Regions from separate parts of the Homo sapiens genome. Here region 2 is linked to region 1. Evidence: chromatin loops called from intact Hi-C (ENCODE). Cell type or tissue: B cell. All regions are shown on one strand. Links, peaks and the distances in the headings refer to the core of each region. The heading gives the core; the rest is flanking DNA.

Region 1 (5,395 bases), core at 256-5,255:
TGAACAGTTAAAGCTATTTTTACGGGGGCTTAAACTACATTACTCACATAGCATGCAGGAAAACAAAAAGATTTTAAAAATTGTTCTAGAAAGTTACAATAATGACATTTTCCTAGCCCTTTTCTACCACTAAATTCCAATCCTATCTCTTCACAGCCTCTCATCTATTTAAAACTGAAGTGGTTTCACTTGTCCCCTGAATTACGAGAGCCTCTTATTTAGGTACAGTTGATAGCTCCAGGTGTCATTTCATCTATTGCTGTACAATTTAGTTTTAGATGTGATCAAATTAAGTACTTGATTCCAGTTTGTCCTACACATTAACAAATTACTGGACATGGAATGTTACTATGGGACAACTAAAAAGAACATTGTTATATTTGCTCATTCTCACAATCATGATGTTTCCACTGAACTCTGATATGTATCACCCAACGTATATCCCTTCATGGTCTCCTTAGGTAGAAAGGATTTCTAGATCCTAAATGCAGGAATTTGCTTTGGCAACATTGTTTTTCTATTATGTTTATTAAATCTAAAATTCAATAAGTCAAATAAATGATTTATAATGGGAAACTGATTTAAATGGTTATAATTAATGTAAAAGTAACTTTAGAGATACTATTGATCCAATAATGTCAAATGCCAGCTGAAATTTGTGACTTGACCTTATGCCCATTTTGAAATTATGACTATAAATCAGCTGAACTTTTCTCAGGTCAATCGTGCTTTTAAAACATTTATATCTACTATTAATATGTGTTGGGTACCAATGATAAACAAAATATTATAGGAAAGCTAAACTTATAAATAATAACCATTTGATTATGAAGTCACATAAAACAGACTGCAATATAGCTGTTAGCTAATATCTGTAAATTGTTATTTTGATCTAAGTAGAATGTTTGGTGCATTTAACCAACACTATGACTCAGTAAGGTACATACCAGGACAATTTCTTAATTATAAAAGGGTCAAAAGGGATTGATCAAGGCCTTAGAGACAGGACTTTGCAATCAATGGAAGGCAAGTTTATGTCACTACATACAGGTTTATTATCACCGAAAATTCTGAGTGTAAATTTTATAATACTTTGCTTCTTACACTTAATCTATCTAATAGCCAACGAGCCTTTGGCTTTGGTTTGTTTGGGGTTTTAATATAAAAGAAACACATGTTCCTCATGGAAATATTTGAAAAGTGTGAAATAGCATGAACTAATCAAAGAAAGAAAACATATATAATCTCAACAACTTATTTAATTTTCTTAGTGTTTTTCCACACATTTTGTGATAATCAGATCTATACACACAATCTGTCACACTGAATGTCAAACGTTTTGCTTAATATTAAACCAGTGACTATGATTTTTGATATATAGACTGAATCTATGTGAATCTTGGAGATCTATATACATATATTGGTATTTATTTTTTTATTGCTGTAATAGTTTTATACTGTTTCAAAAATTATAAATTGTAATTAAAAATAAAATAATAAGCAGTTATATAGTAAAAAGTTATGATTTCAGTTGCTCTTTAAATAGCCAACCATTTTAATAGGTCAATATGAATTATTTCAAACCTTATTCAATAAACTTACATATGCATACTTTTTATTACACCAACACACTTTGTCTTACTCAATGTGCCATTTTCATTCTCTTCTTCATTGACTTCTTTCCTTGTTTGTTAATACATTGGCCTAAATGACTATATTCATAGTATTTCAGAGCATGTTATGTAATTTGATTTAACAAATACCTGCTTGATACATCTTTAGATTCTCTTTTATTTTTAGATATTTCAAAGCATGAATGTTGTGCCTATATTCTTGTTCACATTTGTGAATGATTATTTGGAAAATATTTTAAAAAGTAGAATGGCTGAATCAAATAATAGTCATTCTTCAAATTTTGCTCTCAAATTTCTGTACTATTCTAATTCTAAATAGGTATATGTTCAATCTCATTTCTCCATAAGCTGTCAGCAAACTCTATATTATATATAAAAAACTGAGCATCAAAAATGATATCTTAAAATGTTGTTGATTTTTTTCTCTTATTATCAAAGTAATTGAACATCTGTATATCTTCATCAACCAGCTAGGCTTTCTCTTTTCTTATGGCCAAGGACTCAGGATTCTTTGCCTAAAGTTACAACTATTCACCTATCACAGAAATATGTACACACATGCGCACACACACACAGCACACTATTATGACCCAGTCTTTCCCTTTGTATTTATTTTTATGAAGACTTTTAGAAAACAGAGTTCTTTTTTCTTTTTTTTTTGAAATGGAGTCTCACTCTGTCACCCAGGCTGGAGTGCAGTGGCACGATCTTGGCCCACTGCAACCTCCGCCTCCCAGGTTCAAGTGAGTCTCCTGAATAGGTGAGATTACGGGTGTGCGCCACCACACTCGGCTAATTTTTGTATTTTCAGTAGAGACAGGGTTTTGCCATGTTGGCCGGGCTGGTCTCGAACTCCTGACCTTAGGTGATCTATCCGCCTCAGCTTCTCAAAGTGCTTGGATTACAGGCATGAGCCACTGCCCCTGGACTTTAGTTGTATAAGAATAAAAATCTATGACTTTTCTTTGATTGCTTCTATATTTACATATTGCTTTATTAACTGTTGCTCATCACCAACTTTTGAAAAAGAATTCCAAATTTTTACATGCGAAATAATTTCAAACATACACTAACCTGTAAGGATAGTTCAGAAACATTAAAAACGAACTCTACAGTAGACACTTTTTTCTTAGCTGTATGAATTGAGGTTAGCCTTTGCCAATAGAGGGTGCTGGAAAGACATTGCAAACCAGAGCAAGAGAAAAGCATTTTCTTTTTTTCCTTCCTTCTTCCGGTAGGCTATTTGTCTGCCCAGTGGCCAGCGGCTCAGCTGGGAGGGGTGAGAGCACTGGTGGCATTCTCTGCAGTTGCCCTGGCAGATGCACTGTGAATGGCACTAACAGGGTTCTCCATCAGTCAACAGTGGGCAGCTCCTGCAAACCTGCGTGGCTTGTCTCAGTGGGGACGTTTCCTACAGACCAGCTGTGGCTTGTCTCAGTAGAGACATTTCCTACAGACCAGCTGTGGCTTGCACTTGCCAGCATGTTTCATCATCCCAAGCAGGCTGCTTGTGTCTTTGGCCACCATTCTTCTCCGAGGTTTGAAGTTTCGTTTAGAGTTTGTGCCCTTCCTTCGAATTTCTGATTCTATCCTTGTTCATGCTCCTTCAGCCTTAGAAGTAGCAGCTATCTTCTGAAAGAGATCTTTCTTCTCCTTTAAGCTCTTTGTTAACATTTCTCTAGATGCAATTTATTGAAAATAAAGATTTTCTGTTTACTCATGGTTTTGGTGTCCTGGCATTACCTCGGGTGATAAATTTAGTTTTTGTTTTAGTTTAAGTTTCATTTTGTATTGTGTTGTTTTCCTTATTTCTTCATATTTTTCCCTGGTTTGAAGATGTTTTTCCTCAAAGTAGTGAAAAACATTTATCCAGCAGCGATTATTGAGTGGCCAAATCTTTTCTCATTGATTTGAAAGGACACTGTTTTCAGTTAAATATCTCAATACTTGATTTTTATTCTGCTAAATTGGTTTCACTTCAATGCTGCTTCAATTACCTTCTTTTAACTTTACATGTCAATGCATTTTGAAGCAAATTAATGCGTAATACCTTTTCCTCCATTAGAAGAAAGTTGACCTTGAGTTTTCCAGGGAAATTATTTCACTGTCTTTTAATTTTTATAAAGTAATTCCATTCTTTTTAACTTCTTGTTAAACAAATGTTTTCAATCTCTATTTTTCCAGTATACTAAGTATTTTATGTTTTCATGTTCATTATTGAATTGCAAAGACAAACTGGGAAAACAGTACTGCATCAACAAAACTTTTTAGAAGATCTTCATTTTATTCTTAAAAATTGCCTATATTATTCATTTCCCAGTTTCCCATTCCAGAAAAGAGATATTCTGGCTACTGATTTGTCTGTAGTTATTCTTTCTCTATCACCTCAAGGGGGGATTGTGAAAGTTAGTCTGCATCATCCACACAGGCATAACACCCTCTCCTCAGTAGAGCTCAGTACAATGGAATCTTACTGAGTTTCCTCTAAAAGGCACTTCTTTAGTTTATTGGGCATTTCCTCTTGGAGTGCATTGGTAAATTTCAACAAAATATTTAGTTATTCTCAAAATAATGAACAATAGTAGTCTGATCACAGTTATTTTGAAAGTCTTTTTAAGAAATTGTGGCATTTTTTCAAATGGTGTATTAGCCTAATTTAAGGCTTTATTTAGATTATATTTCTTAATCAGATCATTTCTCATTTACTTCCAGCTGGACACATTTGTTAGTATTATAGATCTACTTCCTAAACCCATGAAGGTAGTTTCATAAAACTGAAATATTTCGAAGGGGAACAGAATACGTTCCTTAGTAGGTAACCGTTTTTATGGGTACTAATGCATTATTTGAGCAATTAGAGACGGTTTGAGTCTGTTGTCCTCTATGGATGCAAACTTTGCAACTAACAATTCTTGTACTCAAAGGAGGCCAAACAAGTTAAAACACTGTACATCTTTCAAAAGAAATGAGTCTCAAAATGTATTGTGAACAATTATCATAACATAGCTGCCCAGCATCTGAAACACTCCTTTATATTGCTGAATTTCTACCATAAAAGGATTGATGTGGCTCATCTCAGACCACAGAAGAAAATACGATAATTTAGTAGATTTTATTAATGTTTTCAATTATCCACTGCCTTCACTATGAAAAGATTTGCATCTCTTTCTATTGTCAAGCTGTTTTAAGTGTCTCTCTGTTGAATGAGTTTAATTTCCTGCCCCATTAACATCATGCTTGGCTTTGTAACTTGATATCATCAATGAAATGTGAGCAGAAGTGACTGCATGCAAGGCCAGAGCCAAAGATTTCACAGATAACACATCATTCTATTCTTTCACCCTAGGCCTTGAATTGTGAACAGATAAGAAAGGAAACCTCAGTTAACACAAAATTGACATATAAAGTATGTAAGAATATATTATTTTTCAAAGTGAAGGAGCTATAGTTGCTGCAGCATAATCTGAAAGAAGCTATCTAATACACTTACTGTCCCACCTAAGGCATGGACATGTTTCATGACTTCAACCCATCAGATGCACTGATTCCATATTATGAGCTAGAAGCTAGTGATAAAGATACAAAGCAGAGAATACGTTCTGTTATCAGTGGCAGCTAGGTTAGTCATGTGCATTCTCCAGGAGAAAAAGTATCTGTTGATTGATGCTGGCAACGAAGCAATAGCGCAAGCTGTCCTGTAAATAAATAACTAGATGCAGGGTTTCTGCAGTTTCTGTGGTATGGTTTTGGCTGCAGTTCCA
Region 2 (5,395 bases), core at 152-5,151, 210 kb after region 1:
GATACGATGAAGAGTGATTTACTCATGTCATTGTTTTTATCATGAGATAGCCCAAATTTATATCTGACAGGAAGGCTAACATTTCAATAGAAAAACTCACAGTCTCATCGTTTTGAAAACACCAGAAGCCAGAATTTACGGCAATCACAGCCACTGGAATCTAAAGGGAAAAATTCCAGAAAGGAGAGAGCCAGGGAAGTGGATCTATGAATTCCGTGTATGAATTCTGCCCAAATATATAGCTCACTCCTGAACCAGAAAAGCATGGGGCCAACTTCCCACAGGCCTTCTCATAGGTCCGCCAAAGCTAAAAAAAAAGGATGAAAATTTGATCTGCCACCTACTTCAGAAAATAAGAGTTTTATTATTTGATTAACTGTCAAATCAATTGCCTGCTAAAATGAAATAGAAAAATATTAGCATTCTTAAGAGAAATAGAAGATAACCCATATTCTCCCTATCATAACATTCAAAATGTCCAGAATCCAATTCAAAATTATGAAATGTATCAAGAAATAGGAAAGCATGATCCATTTGCAAGAGAAAAAAATAATCAATACAGACAAAATTCTAGATGACATATATTGGCATTAGAACATAAAGACCTCAAAATATTATTTTAGCTACTCACCAGGCAAAATTCTTCCTCTTCTATCAAAATCAAGTTTTCAGGCTGAGCAGAAGATTCAGAGAAAAGAATTTCCACCCAAGCATATTTTGTGTTGAAAGGGAAAAAAAACTGTATAACTTCATTGGGCAAATCATCCAGTTTTCTTACAATAAGACTTAATGTCTTGTTGATAGCCACCTACTCTCTGAATACCAAGCAGCAATAGGAACATTTCAAAATTTCGTTTTGCAACCTGATTTTCACATAGATTCAATTTCGCTTAAAATCCAAAAATCTCATTATATTATAAAAATGTTTCTCCAGAGTCTTACAGATGCTTGTTCCACTGTATCATATGATGGTAAATGTCTGTTATGTGGGCTAAATTCTGCAGCCATTTTTTTTTTAATCATCAAAGCACTCAGCAAAATGTGGCTTATTTTTTCTTGTATGTATTCACGCATTTCAACTTTCAGCTGAACACCCTGTGAAAAACAGATCCTTTGGTAACCTATTGGATTTCTACATGTACAGGAGGTTTCTCTCAAACATTCAGGCATTTTTTTTTCCTCAAAAATTCTCAGGTGTACTTGTTTTTCTTTAATAATATACATATGACTTTTTGTAGCATTATCTATATTTTTTTCATTTAATCTCCAATGTCTTTGGCACAAGTGCCTCTCGACAAAGCATTCAGTTTGTTGGGAAGATGCAGGATTTGCTTGATTCTACAAGAAGCATAATCCTCCTTAGACCCAGTGGTTGGTAATGCACTGTCAGTACAGAAGCCAACACAGTACCTCCAAGAATGAATTTTGTTTTCAGCTATGAATAAAAATCTAAGTATAATTTTGTCTTGTGCTTGTTGTGCCCAGCTCTTTGTAACAAGAAAGCATATTTTTTAACATTCATCATTATTTAAAAATTATTTGAGTGCTTAGCTTGACATGTTTTATGGAATTTGGTGTTTGCTTTGAATGGTTGTGTACCTTCAAAATACATGTTGAAACTTAGTCCTTAATGCAACAGAATTTAGAGGTGAGGATTTTAATAGGTAATTGGATCATGAGGATTCTGCTCTTATGAATGGAATTAGCACCCCGATAAAAAGACCTGAGGCAGTCTTTGCACCTTTATCCATTTTGCTTTTCTACCACATAAGAATACAGCTTTATGCCCTTCATCCACATGTGGATGTAGCTACAAGACACCATCAATGAGGAATGGTGCCCTCGCCAGACACTAAACCTGCCAGCATCTTGATCTTGAACTTCCCAGGTTCCAGAATTAGGAGAAATAAATTTCTATTATGTATAAATTACTCTATCTAAGGTATTTTGTAATGGATGTAATAAATGGAGTAAGACGTTTGGGTTTGTTCTTTGCTTTTTTCCTGTGTATTATAAAACATCTTCATAGGATGTAACTTATCATCAATACTTCAATATGTAGTACTATTTGAGAGTAAAACTCTTCATTTTCTCACACTGCATCTTTTGCTAGCATTTTAGTTGCTACACATGCAAAATTATTAGATTCTCACAAATTATGAATTTTATATTTCAGATGATAATTTTTATTGTTACTAAATGACTTTTTTCCTTATCATTTGCACTGAATAGAAGTTTGTAAACAAAGGTTTTATTTTGTTCACTTTGAGAGTCCAATATCTCCATCATTTCTCAACTGGTTATGAAACATAGTTTAGAGAATTTTAATTTTTCTGCAGCCATTGCCATATTTACATGTTATTTCTTAATGGACTTCAATAACATGTATTACCAGCACATATAAAAGTCATTGATAAATAGCTTTCATTGTAAAGACTAACTTTTTTGCAGTCTCTTGTTCATGGGGTTAGTTAATAACTTAGAGGTGCTCTTCATCATGAAGAACCTCAGAATTTTCTATAGACCTAGGCAAATAATTGTTTCCTCTAATACCTGCATTTAAAAATGGCCAAGTTATATTTTCAGACATGTTTGCAAGATGAAAATACTTACAAAATGTAAAATTAAGGGCCAAATAAATAGCAAAATGGAAAAAATTAAAATATTATAAAAACTTTCCAATGCAATGCACCCTTGATCTATACAAGTCATTGAATTGAAATGTTTCAAACAACAGAAAACCAGTGGGAAATGGCTGGTATTGGGAAGAGAGAAGACAAGTCTCAGTGTGTAAAAATTCCTTCCTTCTAAATAAAATTATCTTCCAATTTTCTGTTACATTAATAAAACTCTTTGGCCCTTGTAAGTTAGTGAGTGGTAGATGTGGAGAGATTAGAAGAGAGAATCCCTGAGGCAGAGGCTGCCCCCTTCTGCTATAGACAACACAACTTTCAGAAACTGAGACTATATTCAACCAAAGCAACACAGTCTTACAATAAATTGTCCTATGGGGATATAATATCTTTAATGAAATTGCTAATATGGTTGCTTGGTATCTCTCCATCATTATTCCTATTTTTAACTTAGTACAGCCATGCCATCTGTCTTTACTGTTCAAGTTCCTGTTCTCTTCTCACATCTTCAGAGTCTTACTTGTTCCAAATGTCCTCTCAAAACATGTTCAATGAACACAGCTCCTTTCCTGAGAAGAATTCTGAGGTCAGTTTTTGAAGTAATGTAAGTTTCCCCTCCCTCCCTTACACAGGTTTCATGGACTTCTCTGTAATAAGGAGTTCGATCAGGGAATAGAAGGCCTAATACTGGTATGAGGAGCAAATTTGCTGTTGAGAAAGCCAGATTTCAAATCTCCTTGAATTTAAGTTATGTGCCAAATATTAATGGTTATTCCTCATTTCATGGAACCAACTCAGGCTTTTCTTCTCTAAAATATAAAACTGAAGAAGTACAGGTTGAAAGGAAGCATGTGTTCATATATGAGTAGAGTTACTATTTAGAATTATCTGAATCAGAATATTAAAAGGCATGCTAATATGTAGTACAAATAACAGGTAGCTAATGTAGCTAATGTATCTGTTTACTACACATAAAAATTACATGGCTGGGAGCGGTGGCTCACACCTGTAATCCCAGCACTTTGGGAGGCCAAAGCGGGCAGATCACCGGAGGTTAGGAGTTGAAGACCAGCCTGGCCAACACGGTGAAACCACTCTCTACTAAAAATATAAAAATTAGCCAGGCAGGGTAGTGTGCACCTGTAGTCCCAGCTACTCAGGAGGCTGAGGCAGTAGAATCCCTTGAACCCAGGAGGAGGAGGTTTCAGTGAGCTAAGATCGCACCACTGCACTCCAGCCTGGGTGACAGAGCTAGACTCCATCTCAAAAAAATTTTACATGTTTTCTATATTTTAATATATGTACAATGTGCATATATGAGCATATTTATATGTACAGAGCTAGAGAGACAGAACAGAGGGTGAAGAGATGTACTAATTTTCTATTGCTGTGACAAATCACTGCAAATTTAATGGCTTAAAACAACTAAATTTATTGTCTTATAAGTTTATTATCTTATAGTTCTTCAGGTCAGAAATCTGAAATCTCACTGAGCTAAAATCAGCAGGGCTGCATTCCCTTTGGAGACTCTAGGGATGAATCCATTTCCTTGCCTTTTCCAGCTTCTAGAAGCTGTCCATCTTCCTTAGTCTATGGCCCTATCCTCCATCTTCAAAGCCAGCAATGGAGGGTTAAGTCCTGACATCATATTACTCTGAAACTGTTTTGTCATCTTACCTCTTTTTCTGACTTTCCTCTTCTGCTTAGCCATCCCATTTTTAAGGACCTTTATAATTACAGTTGACCCTTGAACCACAGGTTTGAACTATGTGGATCTACTTATATATGAATTTTCTTCCACCTCTGTCACCCCTGAGACAGCAAGACCAACCCCTCCTCTTCCTCGTTTGCCTCAGCCTACTCAGCTAAAGGTGACAGGAGAAAGAACTGTATGATGGTCCACTTAATAAATAGTAAATATATTTCCTCTTTCTTTATGATTTTCTTGATATCGTTTTCTTCTCCAGCTTACTTTATTGTGAGAATACAGCATAGAATATGTGTAATATACAAACTACGTGTTAATCAACTATTTACGTTATTGGTAAGACTTCTGGTGAACAGTAGGCTATTAGTAGCTAAGTCTTTGGGAAGTCAAATGTTACAGTGAATTTTTGGCTGCATGGGAATCAACTGAAAATATATGTACAGTTGACTCTTGCACAGTGAGAAGATTAGAGACAGGAAATCCATGATATCTCTCTACCTTAAGAACAACTGATAAGCAAACTCATTCTATCTGCAAATTTAATTTCTCCTTGCCATGTAACCCAGCATATTTACACATTTTGGGGATTAGGACATGGGTATCCTTGGGGGAATCAGCATTCAGCCTAACACAGTATATACTCTACATTTGGGGAAGTGGGTTTTCTATAAATGCTTTCTTGTTAAAGTTCCAAGAACATAGGGAGATTGCTGTTGTATAATCTTCTACAGAATGTACAAGTTTTTCTTAATTCAGGTAAATATTGTCCTAAATATTAAGAACTATAGAGAATGTCAATTTATTGAAAGGGCAATTATGAGATGACATATTTGTAAAGCTCATACCAAGTTTACTGGACTACTGTATATTTATGAAGGCATTGTTAAACTGTAAAAAATTAAATCTCTTCTACACCCCTTCATCTAAATTTTCAAGTCATATGCATATACATATTTCCAAATACTACACACCTATATGTATGTGCATGAATAAAAACATATATACACATACGCTTCTATACATATACAGAAAATATTTTTTATTTTATATATAC

The links. Peaks named below come from ENCODE experiments on the same cell type or tissue, not always from the same donor. Only the 100,000 strongest peaks of a DNase experiment are listed, where the experiment ranks them.
Region 2: a loop joins it to region 1, with 17 times the contacts of the local background. A loop is called at or near these places in 3 of 110 quality-filtered maps.

Annotation. Positions count from the first base shown.
Region 1 is chr5:20,969,730-20,975,124 of GRCh38, forward strand. No RefSeq gene overlaps it. Among named protein-coding and RNA genes, the nearest start is that of LINC02146, 360 kb to the left of the region's middle. In B cell, for the core only: a CTCF peak has its summit at 2,848 (motif pointing right); a DNase peak (open chromatin) is centred at 2,942; H3K4me3 peaks cover 833 bases.
Region 2 is chr5:21,175,639-21,181,033 of GRCh38, forward strand. LOC102723561 (a long non-coding RNA gene) reads right to left here and starts at 718. Exons shown (of 4, transcript XR_001742404.1): 1 at 632-718. In B cell, for the core only: no CTCF peak of the experiment used is centred there; no DNase peak of the experiment used is centred there.